Regions from separate parts of the Mus musculus genome. Here region 2 is linked to region 1. A link is a loop called in an ENCODE intact Hi-C map of the cell type or tissue named here. Cell type or tissue: heart. All regions are shown on one strand. Links, peaks and the distances in the headings refer to the core of each region. The heading gives the core; the rest is flanking DNA.

What was found. A loop is a pair of places that touch in the nucleus more often than their neighbours do. Peaks named below come from ENCODE experiments on the same cell type or tissue, not always from the same donor. Only the 100,000 strongest peaks of a DNase experiment are listed, where the experiment ranks them.
Region 2: a loop joins it to region 1, with 2.4 times the contacts of the local background. A loop is called at or near these places in 1 of 42 quality-filtered maps.

The regions. Positions count from the first base shown.
Region 1 is chr15:84,445,486-84,455,246 of GRCm38, reverse strand. Shisal1 (shisa like 1) reads left to right here and starts at 8,673. Exons shown (of 5, transcript NM_001374162.1): 1 at 8,673-8,885. It overlaps Gm33830 (a long non-coding RNA gene), which reads right to left. Exons shown (of 3, transcript XR_384293.3): 2 at 7,384-7,496. In heart, for the core only: no CTCF peak of the experiment used is centred there; a DNase peak (open chromatin) is centred at 4,639; H3K4me3 peaks cover 1,958 bases; H3K27ac peaks cover 2,499 bases; H3K27me3 peaks cover 4,110 bases.
Region 2 is chr15:84,297,050-84,306,810 of GRCm38, reverse strand. It overlaps Parvb (parvin, beta), which reads right to left. Exons shown (of 13, transcript NM_133167.3): 8 at 8,826-8,845; 9 at 3,342-3,403; 10 at 2,908-2,976. Among named protein-coding and RNA genes, the nearest start is that of Gm22890, 21 kb to the left of the region's middle. In heart, for the core only: no CTCF peak of the experiment used is centred there; a DNase peak (open chromatin) is centred at 5,650; H3K27ac peaks cover 3,017 bases; H3K27me3 peaks cover 553 bases.

The sequences.
Region 1 (9,761 bases), core at 1,182-9,181:
CCTGGTAGATACAGCCACATCTCAGGGTCTCTGGGAAGAAGAAACGATGATGAGTCTGCTTCCAAGATGAGCTTACTGAGGAAAGCGACTTGTCCCGAGTGACATGTTCCTGGGAAGTGGCAGACCCAGAGGCCTGGACTTACTTAGTAGCTGTTACATCTGGAAAGGACATGAAGGATGCATGACACCTCAAAGAAGGGCAAACCCCTAAGTACTCTTTCTCAACTTCCTCATCTGTAGTTAGAGTCTCAGCCTCGCTGGTGGGCTCTGACTCTTGGTTCCATCTTGGCAGGTGGTTCCAGGATGCTCCCATAGTGCTTTGGGGCAGGAATCAGTCTGTCTTCTTTAGCCTGGAATTCAGAAGTCAACGGAGACTGGGCGCCAACCGTGAATGAGTCTGTCCACATAGCTCTGGCCCCAAGGTGCAAAGGTTAGGTGGGGAGGGCTAGGTCAGGGCATCCCTAGGTCTCCAGGGTAGGGCTCCACTTTTCTCTACACAAAGGATGCTGCTGTGATTTAATACAGCGCAGGTTGCCATCTTCTGATCACCAGCTATGAGACCTTCAGAGATACTTAACCTTCCTAGTCCTCCCTATTCTTTGTATGCATAGATAATATATTGTTTTGGTGAGCCAGTGGGATTCATGAGGAAACCTGTGCAGAGGCAAGGCCTGGGTGAGGTGCACGGACCCAGGCTCTGAACGGCTACATTTCCTTTCATTCTCCTGTTCCGAAGGTTGAGCTGGTGGGTCAGCTAGGAAAACCCTCTGATGTGACCTGTAGGCGTCCCTAAACCCTTGCCCATGACACACCCTCCCTCAGCCTCCTACTTCACACCCTATCAGATCTTTTGTAAGTTGAGAATCTTCACGTATGTAAGCTACTATGGCTGGCCAGTGGTCAGTTGGCCTGGACCGTGACTCTGCCCTGCTGCCCGGCTCATGGCTGGCTCTCTACCAGGAGCCTCCCCAGAATAGAACCCAAGCCCTTGGCTCCCTGGGCCATTCACTCCCTAGGCTGTGTGTTAACACAATTTTTCAGTGATGAAGGTGTCTGAGGAGGCCCAGCCAACAGTTTAGCACGTTAAAGGGACTTGGAACCCTGTAGGACCCCAGGACTTGTGCCACTGAACCCTGGATGGCCTGTATCCTGCATCCCCGTGCCTGGGCAGAGCTGTCCAGAAGCCATCAAAAGTGAGCCTGCCAGAACCTTGCACTGTTGGTTGGCAAGTAAGCATGGAACAATCTGGGAAACTGAGGTTTGGAAGGCAGAGGCAGACATGGCCCCATTCAAGGGCCTTCTGCTCTGTCAAGGGTAACAGCCTGGAGTGGGAATTGTGGTCCCAACTCTGTGGCTCTATGCAATTAGCCTCTCTGAGCTTGCTCTGTTCTCTTACAGAAACTCAGAAGTGGCTTCCATGACAGATTTGTGGGGAGCATCTGAGTGTGGTGTTGCAGGGGGCGGGGAACCATATCGCCCTACCTGGCTTCAGTTAAATGGATGTGGTCTTGAGCCCACCCTCTCACCTAACCCTAGAGGACAATTTCCTGCCCCAACAAACAGGTCAGAGAGGGAGGCAGAGCATCATCTTGTGATATGAGGTCACACAGTCAAGCCCAGACCCCTGTTCTGGTCAGTAACGCCTTACTCAGCCCATACAGAATGGACAACTGGCTTGGAGAGCAAGGACCCTTGCTAATCTTCTAAGACAGAACCCCCAATGCCTAGAAGTGATATCCCAGGCCATTGGGAATCCTCAGAATGCCCCTCTTGCCCAGCATCTGAGCTGTGTGGCCTGGGGCCTATTATACCATTTCTCTGAGCCCCCTTCCTACAGTCTAAGAACCAGGTTGTCCCTGGCCCTGGTCCCTGTACTTCTCAAGGACACTTGGTGAGCTGGGAAGGTTTCTGCTTGTGCCAGGGCTGTGATTAGCCTTATGCTGGCACAGGAATTCTGGGTCTGCCGAGGAGAGTCATGGCTGCGGGAAGGTCAGGTTCTGTCAAGCCAGCTGATGAATACCCTATTCACTTGTATGGTCTCTGCTTTGGATCTGTGCTGGTTCTCTGGGAAGATGAGCTGTGAGAGCCACCAGCTGTGGAGAATCCAAACCCATGTGGACCAAATGAAGGAGGTTACCATTGCTGATACAAACTGACATCCCCAAGGCCTGGGCTGGCCTCCCCTCTGTCAGCACAGGTCCCTGTCGGGAATAAGTACAGAGAAGCGGGGCTTTAGGAGACCCTAGCATGCACAAGTTGAGCTATGGCTCAGGCCCAGAGTTCAGAGTGTCACCAAAGCCTTCATGGAACCAACCCCACACCTTGGCTTGTCCCTATTGTCAACTTGTCACCTGGGAAGTTATTTGTGAAGACAGGCTGTAACAACACCTTCCCTGGGCTTGTCGCAAATTGATGTGCTTTCTATCCTGAGAATGGAACCTGGCACTTCCTGGGTATATGTTGGGGTGGGGGAGGACAGAGAACTATCAGTGATGGCACAGATAGGGAAACTGAGGCATGACACTAACCCCTAGGGGCTCTTGCTTTTCAGTTTGGGGTAATGAAGAGGGTGGCCTGTCCCTTGGCTCCCCACTGACCCTAGAGGAAGATATACCTTGGTAGCTTTATGTCCCACATAGCAGGGCCTGACTTAGTCACCACAGTAAACTGGGAGCTTGGGGACCCTTGCATCTGAACTGGCAGGGCCAGGGCCTTTGTTTCCCAGAGCAGGGCCCACTCCATTCAGCAGGCTAGACCACAGGTCTGTATAGCAAGGGGAGATAGATAAGTCAGATCTGTGCTGCTACTATCCTGTTGTAGCAGGAAAGATGAACTACCAGGCAGGATCTCTGTAGAAGCCACAGGCATGAGTATGCTGGTTAGAAAGTTACACTGAGCATACCATCAGCATTCCTTTGTGGCCTTATGGTCAGCAGGTAGATATCCAACTGGCTTCTGGGGTCCCCTTTCTGGCTACACAGGCTGTCAGAGAAAGTGGTATCCTCAGATGGAATCAGGGACCTGCCTCCCTGCTGGGACCAGAGTATCCACAGCCCCTCCCCTTCTTGCCTGGAGAACCTCAACAGCACCTGTCTATCTCATACCCAGCCCCTCCCACACTGGGATATTGGGGATAGCCTCCGCTTCTAAGGGCTCATAGGGCACAATCTTCAAACCCCATAGCCTCCTCATCTTGCATGCAACAGATCAATATCCTTAGTAATGTCTGCACCCTCCCTCCTCCTTCTTCCTTGGCACATAGCCCCAGGTCTGTGGAGAGAGGAAGATCCTAGATCCATCTTGGACCTGGGTGGGCCTTAGCTGTGAGGACTGGGAGCTGTCCTGCCTCACCTCCTTCAGGGCTAGCATGGTTGTCACAGCTGCAGTCAGAAGGGAGCAGGAGAGGAGAGAACAGAGAACTGGGCATCTTCGTTTAGTCCTGGTATAGGCAGCCAGGTCTTTGACCATTCTTTAGGGCCTGTGGATTGGGAAGCTTTCTGGATCCCCAGGTCAGTTCTCTAAGTCTGAGCTCCCAAGTCCCCAAGATGGCTGTGGCATCTGTAGCTTGCTCATTTCTGTGTACCTGACCCGGTCAGCCAGTTGCGTGTTCCCCCCACCCCCGGATAAGCGAAGTGAGGGAATGTGTGCCTCCTCCCACCCCCGACGACCCCAACCCCGACCACCCCCCCCCCCGAAGCATCAGTGGAGAGCTGATGCTCTACGTGGCTTCCCAAGTCTCTGGGCAGCCTGACTTTGGCAGCTCTGTTCCTACAGCACAGAGAAGCCAGGGCTGTGCTGTGATCTGCGTGGCTCCAGAAGAGACTGGGAAACAAACATGCAGTTAGCTGTCCAAAGTGGAAGGTCAATAGGCTTTATCTGGGTAGCTTTCACCTCAGAGTCTCTACCTTCCACCAGGAAGCCTTCCAGGGCTCCTCCAAGTACTTGTTCCAGCAAAGATCTCTCACTCTCTGTGGATAAACAAGGCAACAGGTGCCCCTACCCCCTCCATGAAAAGATCAGAAAGTCCCATGGAAAGTCCCCTGGTCCAGCATTTGTCTGAGGACAGAGCTGAGGCCTGATACAGCCTTATCCTTTCTTGGGGGAACAGGGACCTCTAGACCTCTTGAGCCCTGTTCTACATGCCCAGGGTTAGAACCCTTGAAGAGGAGGAAGGAAGAGACTGATGGTCCCTGGAAGGTGGGGACCACTCCCTGAAGGAAGTCTGGGGGAAGGAACAAAGGGACGTGTCACAGCTGGGGAGCCAGCTGGCTCTTGCCCCCTGGGGCTTTGCCTCCCCCTCAGCCTTCCCCAGGAGGATTCCAGAGAGAGCAGGGTGGAAGCCTTATGCCCCCAACTTCTAATTAAATGGCAGCGATTTTGACGTGGCAGGTGATCTTCTCGGGAAGCCTGGCTTTAAATTTAGCTTCCTCCCCAGCCAGCCCTTTGAAAAGGCTGCACTCCGCGGAGAGAGCATGAGTCATCGCCAGGCCGGCCCGCCTGCCGCTCGCTCGCCTGCCCGGTGAGCAGTTGCTTTTGCGGGGGAGCAGGCCTCCCGAAGGCAGAGATGTAGTAAATAAGGCCGGAGGATGAGGGTGGTGCTGGGGTGCAGAGCAGGGCTCCCCACTGCAGGTGCTGCCGTGATGGGGTGAGAGCAGCTGCTTGGTCAGCTGTGAAGGAACCCAGCCCACCTCCCAGCTCGACTCTGGGTGGGGGAGGGGCTCTACGCGTGACCCCGAGCTGCCTGCTTCACTTGGTCCTCCCTGCTCTGGCAGCCTGTCTCTCTCTCTGCATATGCAAGGGAGAAGGAAGCTGAGAAACACTCTCCTTCCCCCCTTGGCATTTCAGCCCCATTCCTGAGCTTGGGGTGGGTCCCTCGAGGGCTGGCAAGATTGCTCAGTGGGTAAAGGCCTTCCTGCCAAGCCAGACAGACCCGAGTTTATTCCCTGGGACCCATATAGTGAGTGGTAGGAGAGAACTGATTCCTGAAAGTTGTCTTCTGACCTCCACATGTCCACCATGGCATTCAGGTATGTGTGCACATAGACGTATGCACATACAAAATAAACAAGTAGAATGTCATTTAAAAGGGGGGAAAGGGAGGCTGGAGTGTGGCTCAATTAGAAGAGTGTGTGCCCAACATACATATTTAGATTCTGTCCCCACCAACACATAAACTGTGCATGGTGGTGCATGCCTATAATCCTAGCTCTTAGGGAATAGAGGCAGGAGGATCGGGAAAATTCAAGGTCATTTTCGGGAGTCTGAGCCAACCAGGGCTACTTAAGATCCTATCATAAGTAATAAGAAAGAAAGAAAGAAAGAAAGAAAGAAAGAAAGAAAGAAAGAAAGAAAGAAAGAAAGAAAGAGAGAGAAGGAGGGAGGGAGGGAGAGAGAGAGAGAGAGAGGGAGAGAGAGAGAGAGAGGAAATATCTTGGAGTGGCATTGAAGTTTAAGGTACTGAGATGGGAGTTAACAGGGATAGTTGGGGTGGCCCCTGGTACAGCAATACAGCTGCAGCAGTATAGCCACCACTGAAGGATACTGGGGTCAGCTGGACTGAAGCTGTAGCAAGGGCCGTCTCATTGAGCCCTCAGGGAAATATGGCCTCAGACACACCTTGATCCAGGGAAATATAACTTCAGAACTGTGGGGAGTGGAATAGGCTTCCTAGCGTGGTCATTGTTAAAACAACCACAGGGCACTGGGATGCAGTGGCAAGAAGAAGGGAAATGGAGTGGGGCTACACAAATGATAGGACCTCCTTCCCCCTAGAGGACAAGAAGGCATTGGCAGGACCAAGGACCCACTAAACCAGCACTTGCTTGTTGGCCTAATGATACGGTCTGCCATTGATCTTCTTGCTGGTCCTGGTGGTCATCCTACTTTACAAATGAGGAAACTGATGCTAAAGAATTTTGTACCTTAGAGGAGGGATACCTGGGCAATGGGATGCAAGCAGAATCGGGCCCTGTAATTGTGGAGAAAGTACATGTGTAGGGAGGTATGAGGGACCTTATGTGCCCATGCTGGCCTCAGTGTGGGTGGCACAGGCTGCCTGCAGAGGAAGTAGTCAAGGGAGGAGACAGGGGCTTGGGCTGTGTCCTGCGGAATTGGGCTGGCCAGAGGCAGGGCATCAGTGGTCACTAGCCACCATGTCCTCAGGTGCACACACTCATTACAACATGAGACTGCTTAGCATCAGTGTTGGAGGGATGGAGGGAACTCCTCCCAGAAGCCACCATACACAGATCCCTCTCGCCAAGACAGCCTTCCTCACGTGTGGGGATGCACACAGACACGCCATGCATGGAGGCCACGTGGGAATGCCAGGCAAAGTGAGACATCCATACATCCCATACACCCTTTGTGTCTGAATATCTGTTGATGCATCCCCCCAGATACCGTGATCTACACCATGACATTCATCCAATTCACACCACCCATGTACACACAGAAAACATGCTACCCACAGCCACAGCACACACACATACAAAGCAGGCTACATTCGGCTCCCTGCACACACCACACACACCATACACATGTCCCATGACACCTAACACATGCAAACACTCCAGACCATGCCATACAACACATATACAGATGAGACACACGCATAGCATATAACACAGACACAACACACACAACATCTACTGCACAATACCCATGCCTAACACACACGTATCAGATGTCACACAGGGTATCCCACACTACACCCCACTTCTCCCAGCCTGACCTGCTTCCTTGCTGTCCACACTAGAGTGTCTCTGGACTGGCCTTCACTGCAGAGATCTTGGGACCAGGGTCTCAATGGGAGCCAGAGAACCCAGCTCACCTAACCCTGCTCCTACCAAGACCTGAAGTTGCTTCGATTTGTGTGGTCCCCCACACTGACATGGCGTGAGACAGAGGACTCAGAGGAGCACCCTGTCTCTGTCTTTGACCTCAGCTGAAGTAGGGTCTTCCTCAACTTCCTCTTTGGAAGGTTTGCATCAGCAAGAAGGAACACAGAACTGCTTTGGTTTGTGTCCATGACCCTGAGTGCTGAGGAATCACACCACACACACACACACACACACACACACACACACACACACACACTTCTTGCCCTCCCCCAATTACCAAGCAGGCTCTGCCTACCCTCTGGCCCTCTCCAGAGCCTGGCCTTACCTATCTTGGCAGCTTTGGTGCCCTGGCCATTGGCTGAAGTAGTTCCCATGGGCATCCCCAGTCTCAGGTGGGCCCAGTAGGTTAGCCCAGGCTATGTCCATGAAGGGAACCAGAGCCTGGATGCTGTGATGTGGGAACCAGAACCCCTTACCTGCACAGGCTTGGGTGAGAGAAAACACTGGTTCTCCCCAGCTGGTGCCTCCCTGAGCCCCTTACCCTCGAAAGCAGCAAAGAGCCAGGCAGGTTCCAGCATCCCATGGGGTTCAAGAGCCTGCAGTGAAAGAGGAAGAAGTCTGTTCTGGCAGAATCCCTCCGTGTCAACGAGGCACCTGTGGAGGAGACAGAGATGCTTGGGCTTCAGTGTGAGCTTTGACTCTGCCTCTTGTCAGCTGTATGCCCCTGAGGTGCTTTCTCAACATCTCTGAGCCTGGTTGTCTGTCAGCAGAGTCCAAAGGAACCACTCAGTGCCATGGCAAGAAGTTAAGTTCAGAGTATCGAGTGCTCGGCTCCCTTTTCCTTGAGGTTCCATTGAGGTCTCAGAAGTCAAAGGTGACCCCAAAATGTGGGTGGCAGCAGTTGGGCCTGGAGGGGTGGCTCTTGGGGGAGGGGTCTGCTTTTCCGGATACTCAAGGGTATTCTCTATTCAGTGAAGAAGCTCCATCCTGACTGTCCCCTGGGAGGAATGCTGGGTTGCCACATGCTCCCACAGGACTTTCCGAGGTTGTCCAAGCAATGGGGAAATGTAGACCCACAAGTGTGAGGATGGAGTCAGGTACCCGCAGGTCAGCCATGAAATGGGGGTGAAGTCAGAACTAGGGGTGTGATGGGGAGAATGAGACATGGGGTGAAGGTTTAAACCCAGGTCTAGCAGGCTGGGAAAACGCAAACCAAGTCTGTCCCTGCCCTTGACTGCCTGCCTCAGGGGTGGCTAGCAGAATAGATCTCCCAGCCAGAGCTGGGGAGATGCACAGGGTGGGTGGGGCAGAGTGTCGCGGGCTGCACGGGGCAGGGATCTGTCCACCCGTAAGGAGAGGCTGCATCCCTGCAGGCAGTTGCTGGTGCCTGGCGTCCTTCGGAGCAGGTACCAAGCTGGGGAGCAGGTGGAAAGGAGATGGGGGAGATTGAGGAGAACCCTCTGGTGGAGGTTGGGAAGCGGGGGGGGGGGTGGGGGTGGGGGTGGGGGGGGCGCGAGGAGGGAAGGGAGAAGAAAAAAACTGGAAAAGGAGGTGGGGGAGACGGAGTGGGGAAGAGAAAAGTAAAAAGCCAAGAAGAAAGTGAAGGATGAGAGGAAAGAAAACGGAGGGTGAGGAGAAAGGCAGGAGAGAAAGAGATGGAGAAAAAACAAAGGCGGAGCAAAAGCAAGGTGGAGAAGAGAAGCGACTGGGACGCGCGGGGAGGGGGGAAGGGAGAGAGAGAGAGAGAGAGAGAGAGAGAGAGAGAGAGAGAGAGAGAGAGAAGAGAGAGAGAAGAGAGAGAGAGAAGCGCAGGCCGAACCGGCGCGGGGCAGCAGAGGGCGCGGCGGCCGAGCTGAACGCGGCGCGGGACGCGCGTGGGGCGCAGCGGGCGGAGCGCGGCCGGAGCCCCGGAGCCCCACGCGCCCGCAGCCTGGCGGACAACTGTTGCGGCGGCGCGCGTGGGCAGCCCCGCGCCCCTGCAGGCGGCTCCCGCGGGCGCCGGCTCCGGGCTACATAGCGAGGAGCGACCGGCGCGGGCACGAGGTGAGCGGGGCGCGGGGCTGCGGGGCTGCTGGGTCCACGCAGTGCTGAGGATCGCGGGCAGGACGGCGTCGGGGGAGCCGGAACGGGGCGAGGTGGTGGTCGCCAGGACCGGGCGACAGCGGGGGACAGCAGCGGGACCAGGCTGGGAGTCGCTGCGGAGCGCGGACGGCTGGGGAGCCAGTGCGCGTGGGGCAGGGCTCTGGAGCCGCGCTGGGAGACGCTTGGATGCCCTGGGTTCCTGTTCGGCGACATCGGGAACCCCGAGGCTCCGCTGCCGCCGCCTCCCAGGGCCCGATCCATAGTAATCCCGCGCCCGGGGCTGGGTGGCCCGGCAGCGGCCTCCGAAAAGCTCATTAGTGCCTACTGTTGTCATAGCAACGAGACCCCAGCGTCTTAGGGTTCTATTTATTCTAATTATTATTATCATTATTAGTATTAGTATTTCTTATCCAGCCAGAGGGGGAAAAGACGAAAGGGGGGCAGCGCATCCTGGCGCCTCCAACTGTTCTCCTTGGAAGGAGCAGCGCCGACTGCCTGATGGGCCAAGCAGAGTCTGATTCTTGACGGGGTCCCCCAGGCTAGGGTCCCCGGGTAGGTGCTGAAGTGGGTATTTACTGCCCCAGTTGTACCCCTGGGGCCATGGAGGGACCGGGAACCGGACTTACATAATTTGTCCCGAGAGTATTTACATTTAAGCATCCTTAACCCCCCCCCCCCCACACACACACACACGACTTTTCTGTTTTCTGGTGCCCTGGATTTAGTGGGTGCTCCTGCCAGGGAACCCCAGCCTGGCATAGGAAGAGAAAAGTGCTTTGCGTGGGAAACTAGAGGGACCTCTCTTGAGGCTGTGTGACCTTGAGCAGGGCTCTCAAC
Region 2 (9,761 bases), core at 1,025-9,024, 150 kb after region 1:
CAGACACCCCTTTGGAGACTTACATAGAAAAGGGAACATCAGAAATATCTGATTTTAAAAACCGGGATCGGGGGGTGGGGGTGGGGAGATTGTCTCTAACAAGCAAAGGGCATCAGGTCATTTGTTAGCGGGTGGCAGGCCTTTTAGGGAGACCAGCCACCAAGCATAGATTTAATTGGATGCCAGCACCATCCAATTAAATTATACATTGTATGATAGCCCAGAAGAAAAAAAAACAAAACAAAACAAGCAAAAATGCAGGTTTTCCCCTGATCTAAGGTGCCCTGGCTGTGTATTTTGCAGGATCACATAAGAAAGGCAGATGAGGGCTGGCGAGATGGCTCAGTGATTAAGAACGCCTACTGCTCTTCCGAAGATCCTGAGTTCACCGAGTTCAAATCCCAGTAACCACATGGTGGCTCACAACCATCCATAAGAAATCTGATGCCCTCTTCTGGGGTGTCCTAAGACAGCTACAGTGTGCTTACATATAATAAGTAAATCTTAAAAAAAAAAAAAAAAAAAAAAAAAAAGAAAGGCAGATGACAGCAGATACAGGTCAGCTGCCCACATGGCTGGTGCCAGCTCCCATGATCAGACCTTCCCAGGCCGCATGGTGCATGCTGCTTTGTACTTACAACCTCATGTCTGATTTCATTTCTAGATGTTAACCCCCCCGCCCCCCCGAGGAAACGGACGGGGCACGAATAGCCACGGGCAGAGCACCTGCTAGGCAGCATGCACAGGAACAGGAAGGGGGTCTAATCACAGGGCCGCTTAACGCCAATGCAGCCTCACACCTGAAGGGAAGGGAATGATTTTAACAGTGCTGGGTAAGGGACCAAGGGCCTTGAGCATGCTCAGCAAATGGCTATGCTACTGAGCCGCACCTCCCAACCTAAGAAGGTTGGGGTTAACAGAGACCAGTGCCAGGCATAATGGTACACGCCTATAACCCTGGCACTCAGGAGGCTGAGACAGGAGGATGACCAAAAGTTTAAGGCCAGCCTAAGCTACAAAGTGAATCTAAGGCAAAGGTGAATCCCCTGTCTGGAGGAGATGGAAGGAGGGAGGGAGGGAGGGAGGGAGGAGCCCTCTGACAGACTGAAAAGCGAAATAGCTTCAGACAGAGATATCCATCTCTCTCAAGAAGATGCCCATGTATTTAGGGAGAAAAAAAAATAACAGCGAATTACACAACAGCTGTCCAGTGTGATCGACTGTTATTAAAGGGAGTGTGTTGTTTTATGCATGAGCACTTTGAAAGAGACCCAGGCGGAGTTGGGGGTGGGGGACATCAGGGAGCGAGAGAAGCAGCTTTTCACTTTAGCTTCCGGAGCTTCAGGAAATCTAAAGTGTCACCCGGCAAGCGTGCTGCATGAACAAACAGCCAAGAATAAGAGATGCATTTGCAAATCACGCACACGTATGTGCACATAGACACACACACTCTCTCTCAATCTCTCTCTCTCTCTCTCTCTCTCTCTCTCACACACACACACACACACACACACTCACACACTCACACAAAATCCGCTCCATAAAGCAGACTATACTGCCTACACCCAGAATACCCAGAAGTACATGGAACAAAGCCCAGGGTGCAGCGCCCTCAGGGTGATAGATTAGGGCAACTTTTGTTTATTTTCCTTATCTTCATTTTTAGACATTTCTACGATGAACCTGAATTACTTTTTTTAATTAGAAAAGCAAATGAGAAGAAGTTAAAGAAAGAGAAAGCAATAGAAGAAAATGCCCAGGGGTTTAGGATGGATCAGCTGCGTATTAGGGATGTCTGCACCAAGGATTCCGGCCCAAAACTCAACCACACAACTAAGCCAGGGGAAAATTCAGTTGGGCCTTCAAGGCATGTTGTGTGCTTAGAGACTGTCACCACTACAAGGGCACTCTAGCTTGAGGAAGGAGTGTTTGAGGTACAGATGGCAAAAGAGTTTTGTCCCTAGTCCCCAAACGGATGCTAATTTTATTACTATTCCTGTAATTTGTATGACGTGTAGGGCGGAGCATCAGGTTAGTGTTATAGTCCCTATGTAATCAGAGGACGGCTTGAAGGAGCCATTTGTCTCCTATGATGTAGGTCCCCCGGGATCAAACTCGGGTCATCAGGTTTTCTTGGCAGTCACTTTTACCAGCTGAGCCATCTTGCTGGGCCCAGGTTGGATGGGACATTGTCTCTATATTGTCATGGGATCAAATGTGAGGCTGCCATGTCTCCACCACTGAAGCAGAGGGCACAGAATGTTCTAGACCCAGAGACCCGCACAACAAAGGGCCAGTGGCAGGGTCAGATGGAGTCTTGGGGGTGGGCACTAAAAGTTGAATTGTTTCTCTCCTAAATAAGCTAGAATCCTAACCTGTGCCTTCACTTGGACAAAGGGTCTCAGTTGTCCTTGTGTCATCAGGGTGGGCTCTATTCCAGCGTGTCATTTCTTTGCTCTCAGGCATCCATTTCTAGACTCTAGCTCTGGGAAGCAGACGGGGCACAGAGAGCCTTGGGCAACACGCAGACATGCAGACTCAGATGCAGACACAGGAGGAGGCCACAGAAGATGGAAGTAATATATCTACAGATGCAAGAACACCGGAGCCTGCCTGCAGAAACGCAGCAGGAGCCACAGCAAGAGTGGGAAGGAGCCAGCCCGCCCACACTGTAACTCTGGACTCCCACCCTGGCTTCAGCCTTCCATCTCTGTCTGCCACAGTTACAGGAAACACAGAGAAGGGTCTAAGCAGCCAGCTTGGTTGGGCTGGAGCAATACCACAAGCTACACTCTGGGAGCTTCTCCTGAGAGAAACAAGGTGGTCCTGATTATTCCCACACCCCACCTGAGTTGAGAGCTGCAAGAAGCATTGGCCAGAGGGAGCCTCCACCGAAGCCCTGCCTACCTGGGTCTCCAGGTCAGTCACCTCCAAGTTTAGCTTATTCAGGTGTTTGTTCACAAACGTGATGAGAGACTGTCAAGGCAGAGAGGTAAAGACAACATTACACCAGCAACCTTCTCCGGACCCCCCGGACCCGAGCCCCCAATATGGCAGGCTGGCATACTCCAAACCCTCCTCTGATGGCTATCGCCAAAAGGCTGTGTCAAACTCTAGGCTCTAGTTAATAGCACAGTATTGTAAGAGAGCATCGCCACAGCACACATTGCTGGGAGAGGTCTCAATACACAAGGGCACACTTTAGAATATTCCAAATGTCTCTCATCCCCATCTCGGCTTGCCTTGGGTCTGCAGAGAGTCTAGACAGAGTCTGCACAGGCACCAGGCACGGGGGTGGGGGTGGGGAGCAGGCTAGGGAGGGAGGGAGGGAGATAATCTACCTTCTTCACAAGGTTGAGCTTGTCCGGGGCGTGGTCGAAAAGAGTATCGAAGGCGTCCCGCTCTGCAGGACATGCAAGAGAGAACACAGAGAGTTCTAGAAAGGACTTGGCGGCCCTGATTCCCAACCTTTCAGCTCTCAGTTCTAGAAATAGCCCTCTCTGGTTGCTCTCCCTTGGGGTTCTGCTTGATCCCCCTGGTTTCTGCCAGAGCAGAGGAGCCTGCAGGTTGACACTGCCCCGTAGGAGTGCAGCAGGAGGCGTGAGGGTTGCCTTAACGAGCAACAGCTGCGTGGGGCTTCCTTGGTAACAGTAACGCTTTGGGTATGGGATACCAGGTCGTACTTGGGTGCCTGCAAGTTTTGATTAAGCATTTGAAGCATCCCTGACTCTCCTTCCCTAAGCGTTATCGCTGACTGTGACTCCCCCTTCTTCTACTCTTGGCCAGCTCCGCTGCCCCCATGCCTCCTCTTACCTCTGGATGACCACAGCCTCTATCTAGCTCCACCAGCCTCCTCCCCCTCAGCATCCAGAATCTCTGAATGTGCAACTGGGCAACTTCTCGCCACTGGCCCCTCAAACCCCTACCTCTCACGGCTCTTAGACTGTGGTCCATCCTCTCTCCCGTGGCTATGAGATGGCCACGCTCCCACACATCTCCCAGCCTTTACAAAATGGCCTCTCTGCACACTTGCATCCCTCAAGCACTAACATGCCTTTGACAGAGCCTCACTGCCCCCCCCCCCCCGCAGTACCGTCTGCTGGACCTTCAGCTCCTAACTCTCTGGGAGAGATGGATGGTTCTCCTACTCCTGCCCTGCCTCTGACTCCAGCAACAGGGCAAGCTCAGCGGAGGAGCTCAGGGGGAAGGCACCTGAGCCTTTGGTGTCCTCGGCAGGAAGCCTGAAGGCTGCTTATTTCAACCTGAGGTAGCCCATGACCTCCCTCTTCCTTGGTGAACCACGACCTGCTCACTCTGACCTGCTCACATCTGTGCAAGCTGCCACCCAAACAAACAGCACAGAAGTCCCCATCCCTCCCTACTTGAGGCCACCAGAGAACAGAAAGCCTCTGCAAAATTAGCATCTGAAAGGAACAAGTTGGCAAAGAGGAACACTGGAACCCCCAACCCCCCCCCCAACCACAATTGACACCTTCCAGCCCAACAGGGCTGACAAAGGAAAACAAATCCAAATATGAAAATGTGCCTGTGTCACTGGCTCAGGACACACATGCACTCCAAAGTGTCTGCGGGTGGCCTGGGACTCATTGTAACCGTGTGGCACACCCCTAGGGGCAAATTTAAGATGCTAATGAGACATGCTGACACATGAATTTGTGTGAACTACATGTGACAAATAGCACACACTCAGAAAAGCCTACTCTATTCAAATGAACCAAAATATCCTCACTATGCAAAGGAAGGGAAAGCCAGGCTCTAAGGTGAAAGCCCAGCTCTGCACTTGGGGGCGGCACATTCTCCCTCAGAAGTGGATGCTCCTTAGTCTGCTCTGGCTGCGACTGTGTGTCTCTGCTCTGCTCTTCGTTCAGGGACACAGGAACCTGGAATCCCTCTGGAGGTGCCCTCTGAACCCAAATGTCTGTTTACGTCTGTAAGACTGGGTGCACAGAAGTTGTTGGGATAGATGACTATAGCCCAGGTCAAGTAGAGGCCTGGGGGCTCTGGGGCCAACAGTGCTGCAGCGGGAGGGGAGGCACTGAGTGGGACCCGGGCCCTGACTTCTGTCTTCTTGGTTCTAGGGGTAAGGCACAGGGGGGCTTCCCCCACCTCAGGAGACAGGGGCTGCTGAGGAAGAGGAAGGAGGAGAGCAAAGAAGGCTGGGGTGAGCTGAGAGAGCCAGGGTTCTGGGGAGAAGAGCCAAACAGGACGGTCTAAAGTTAGCCCCCTACCAACCTAGCCCCAAGATGAAGGTGCCAGAGATTCCAGCCAGGCTCTGGAGGCAGCTCCATCCAACCTGGGGCCTCTTCCTCAGCCTTGGGGAAGGTGAGAGGCTAAACAGAGAGAAGGGACCTTTTGTGTCTGGGGGGAGGGGGGATGGTTAGGGAAGGGGGGAAAGGCAGTGCCTCCCTCTAAGGACTGGTGGGGACAAAAAGCCACCCTCAGTTAGCACCAGATGTCACTCACTTCCATAATCAGCTAAGTCAGATTATCCCCCAGAAAACAATCTGTAAAGGGGCAAAAGGAGCTTTACTCCTCTCAGAAGAAGTGCAGCCCTGCAAAGCGGCTTAGGCAAAGCCCCAAGAGCTCAGGCTCTTGACGTCACCGGTTTATTTAGCTGGGCCACTGCTGGGCTGGCAGAGTGCCGCGTGGGAGGCTGTTGGGCGCCTCCCACGCTGGCTGCTTACCTGGGGCCTAGAGGACACAAAATGTGGCTCCATAGCCAAGAGGAAGGACCAGGGATGGTGGGGACAGGGCAGAGCTGGGTTCAAATCCTCACTGTGTGACTAGAAAGCCCACAGACTTTAGGTCCCTTCCCTAGCTAAATGGAACCACATCTGTTCCCCACCGCCTCTGTGAGCATCAAGAATCAGGGTGGGGACACAGGGACAAGCCCAATTCCCATGTCTGGGGACCCCATCAATTTCCCTCCTGTACTGGAGAAGTCACTAGTTTGGAAAGGCACAGACAGGAGGGTCCCAGGTCTGTACCTGGAGCCTAACTCAGCCTCATTTAGAATAGGAAGGTTTTCCCTAATCTACATTTCCAACTCTTGAAAGCAGAGGCTGGGGCCACAGTGAGCTACAGGGCACCTGGCATCAAGGTGCCACCCCCAGGACAAGGATGGGGGGGGGCTCCTATTTTCCACAGTTCTCCTCCTATAACCTTCAGCTTCTGGGGTTTGAGCAACTCTGTCCGGCTGGTCTCTGGCAGCACCCAAGTTCGCAGCCATGGACAAGAGGTTGGAAGAAAGAGGCTTGCCGTCTGAGCCAGGCTGGCTGGAGAGATGAGAAGAGGAAGGGCATTGCAGCCAGAGAACATGCAAAGAGAAACACAGGGAGCCAGAGTGGATTCAAGAGCAGGGTGGTCTGGGAGGGAGGCTGACAGGAGCTGAGTCCTTTAGTGCAGTGGCCTTCGTGCACAATGACCAGGGGTGTGAACGTCAGGTCAGAGTTTTAATTTAACACAGGCTCTGCTGGGAAGGCAAATGGGAGAGATTGGGTCTCAGCAAACTGAGCCTGGAACTAGGAGGGGGACTCCACCCTTGCCCACCCAATCCTGTCAGCACCAGAAAGGGCTCCTGAGTCGGGGGTGGGGAGGGGGAACCAGGGAGGAAGGGCCACTAGCTAGAGAAAAGGCAACTGGCAAAGGCGTTGCTATGGAGATCAGGCTCTAACCTCCCAGCTCCCAGGAGACTGGTTTCCAGGGAGAGAAAAACCAGCTTATACTTCAGGCAGGACAAGACGCTGGTGGGAAGAGGCTGGGTACCCACCCCTCAACCTGCTGGCCTTAGGGAAGAGTGACCAGAGAGGAGACGCTCCACCTTTGCACAGCACTCGAAGGCCAAGGAGGCTGAGGGAACGGGTTCAAGCAAGACTCAGCCTAGGAGACTCAGCCTGCTCAGGTCTTGGAACCTCCTCACGCCTGACAGTGGTGCAGGGAGGGCTGCTGAGATCATACAGGCTTGGGGTGAGCGGCTGCCTCCAGGATACTTGGAGATCCCTGAACAAAGGAAAAGGCATGGGTGTGCCTACAAGCATAGCACTTGCACCAGTGTTCCGGGTCAAGGGGAGCACACACACAAACCCTGAGGCTCCTGGGAGCAGGGCTGGCTCCAGGTTTGTCAGATGGTTCTAGACATAACGAAGACAACCAGAGGGTAGTAGGGCGGGTGCATGCTGGTTTGTGACTGGGGATCCCTGGTGAGTGACAGTTGAGCCAATGCAGGAGGGAACCCTGGGTAATTTAGCAGGAGGGTGTCTTAGGCCGAGAGTAGTGGAAGTGGGGGTGGAGGGGGGGCAGGGTTAGACCTGGACACTCAGGAGGTGAGAGATCAAGGCCACAGGGGATGTGATGTCTGGAGCATCCTGGACTGTGGACAGGAAACAGACGTGACAAGGGATGCTTTGACCTTCCTCAGCAAAGCTTGTGCTGAAGCCAGAAAGTAGATGCTGGGTGGGAACCAGTGTGACCAGACCCTGGCGGGGCAGTGAGGTCAGAAGTGACCAGAAATCCTGGGATAGCCATCTGCTGCTCCCCCAAGAGGATGCCTGGGAGCCCAGGGGCTCACTGCACCAAAACCAAGGCTGTCAGCCGCGTAACCAGGAGACCTCCTTGCGTCAGCAGAAGTGCGAGGCGGGGGCGGAACTAATTGCCTGTCACTAGCTAATAGCCTGTTTCATCTTACGCCAGAGCCTGCAAGAAGTGAAGTGAGTACAGCCTCAGAGGAGGTTTCTTGTGGCCTCAGATGTCCCCAGCACCGTGACTGAGTTCTGGTGCACCTGGCTCTCCCCTTGGGAGACACACCCTGTGTACCTGACCAGGTGTCCTTCCCAGCTGTCAGGGCTCCCAAGATACCAACCGAGCCCAGGATTGCCTCCCTCTCCCCACGCCCCCAGCCAAGCCAACTCTTTTCAAATCCTCTGAACCTGAAACAGAGCCAACCCAAACTCATAAGTTACCACGCCACACTCTCAGGTCCCCATTCGTCATCCTCCCGCCTCTGCGATCCCCAGGGGTTCAGAGCCTCTAAACTATACATATCTCTAAACTAGCCTGCACCTGGACCCCAAGCAGGGGTCCCACATGACCCATGCTTGCCACCCCACTTCCCCTGGGAACTTTCCCAGCAAGCATAACACCTGTCCATCAGAAGGGCTCAGGGGCTACATGGCCACAGCTTTCTCTCAAACTCAAGACCTTCCTGACTGTCAGAACTGCTGCGTGCTGCATGCTGCATGCTCATCCTTCAGCATGCTGCATGCTCATCCTTCAGCATGCTGCATGCTCATCCTTCAGCCCTTCTTTACAACCTCCAGGTCAGAGAAGGGCATTGGGTTTTGGAGGTGGCACTGGCCCCGCCCCCAAGGATTCCCCAGGGTCAGACATGTATCTGGAAATGAGCTGGGAGCTTCTATCTGGCTTCCATTTTTCCTCAGCCTTCTCCACTTCCTTCTGTTTTAAACTTCTGCCCACATCAGCCTCCCTCCCAGCCCGCGCAGGGAGCCAGAATCACCTCTGAGAATTTAAACAAAGCTGTAGGTTTTTGATCTCTTTGTCTGTCCTCTCTTGCCCAGGGGACAGGGTCAGGTGAGAGAGTAATTACCTTCTTTTCTCCCCTCCCACTCCCTCCCCTGCAGGTAAGCTAGAGATGTTCTCCAGGCTGGCCCCTCTGTCCCTACAAGCTCACTCCTCCTGCCCAAGTTCACAAGATCACACGCATGACCTTGAGAACCGCAGAGCTTTCTGTGTTGGATGGTGCATACCCAGGGATCTCACCTTGTCCCACCCCAAACCAGGGTACTTACCAAACCGGCCCATCATGATCCTGTGAACAAGAAGAAAGGGTCAGATGGACACTTAGACCAAGTCTCAGAGCCAACCAGACCCTAGCACTCAGCCCCCTTCCCCCCACCCCCCAATAGGAATGGATACACATACACACACCCTGCTCTAGCCTAACAAAAGTGAGGGACACGTGCAGGCGACTAATCAGCACAAGAGTGACAGCAAACTACCCTCATTCCCAACACAGTGACCACCCTGGTGTATCATTTAGAGAGGACATCATTTGCATCGTGGGAACTGGGAGCCTGTTGATTCTGGCAGCCACGCCCAGCAGATAGAGCAGCGTTGCTCAACCTGTGGGCTGAGATCCTTTTAGGGGATTAAATGACCGTTTCCCCAGGATCACATATCAGATATCCTGCATCTGACATTTATATTATGATTCATGATAGTAGCAAAATTACAATCTTGAAGTAGCAACGAAAAATAGTTTTATGGTTGGGGGGGTCACTACAACATGAGGAACTGTATTAAAGGGTCTCGGCATTAGTGTGGTTGAGAACCACTGAGATAGAGGGCTAATGTGGAAGGAGTCTGGAACTTCCGGCTTGAAAAGCCATTTGAATGCTTAACGATAAATGAGCATTTGTGAGAACTTGGAAAACAGGCTGGAAGAACCTGGCTGGTGAAGTTTCAGAGGGGATTTTTAAGAGGCCTTCAAATACTCTATGGGGCTATTTATGCAATATTTTTAAAGTAATCCGTGACTCTGGTCAGCTGGGACCGAAGGATCAGCTGTGATAAACAGGACACCAACACCATTAAGGTGAAATCTGGGAAAATGTCTCCTCAAGGCCACAGACGCTGTGTTCCAGAGGCTGCCTTGGGGGCTGGCATCTGGCCTTAGTAATATATAAGAGAGGCTACCTTGGTCCGTCAGACGCCAGCAAGCCCTC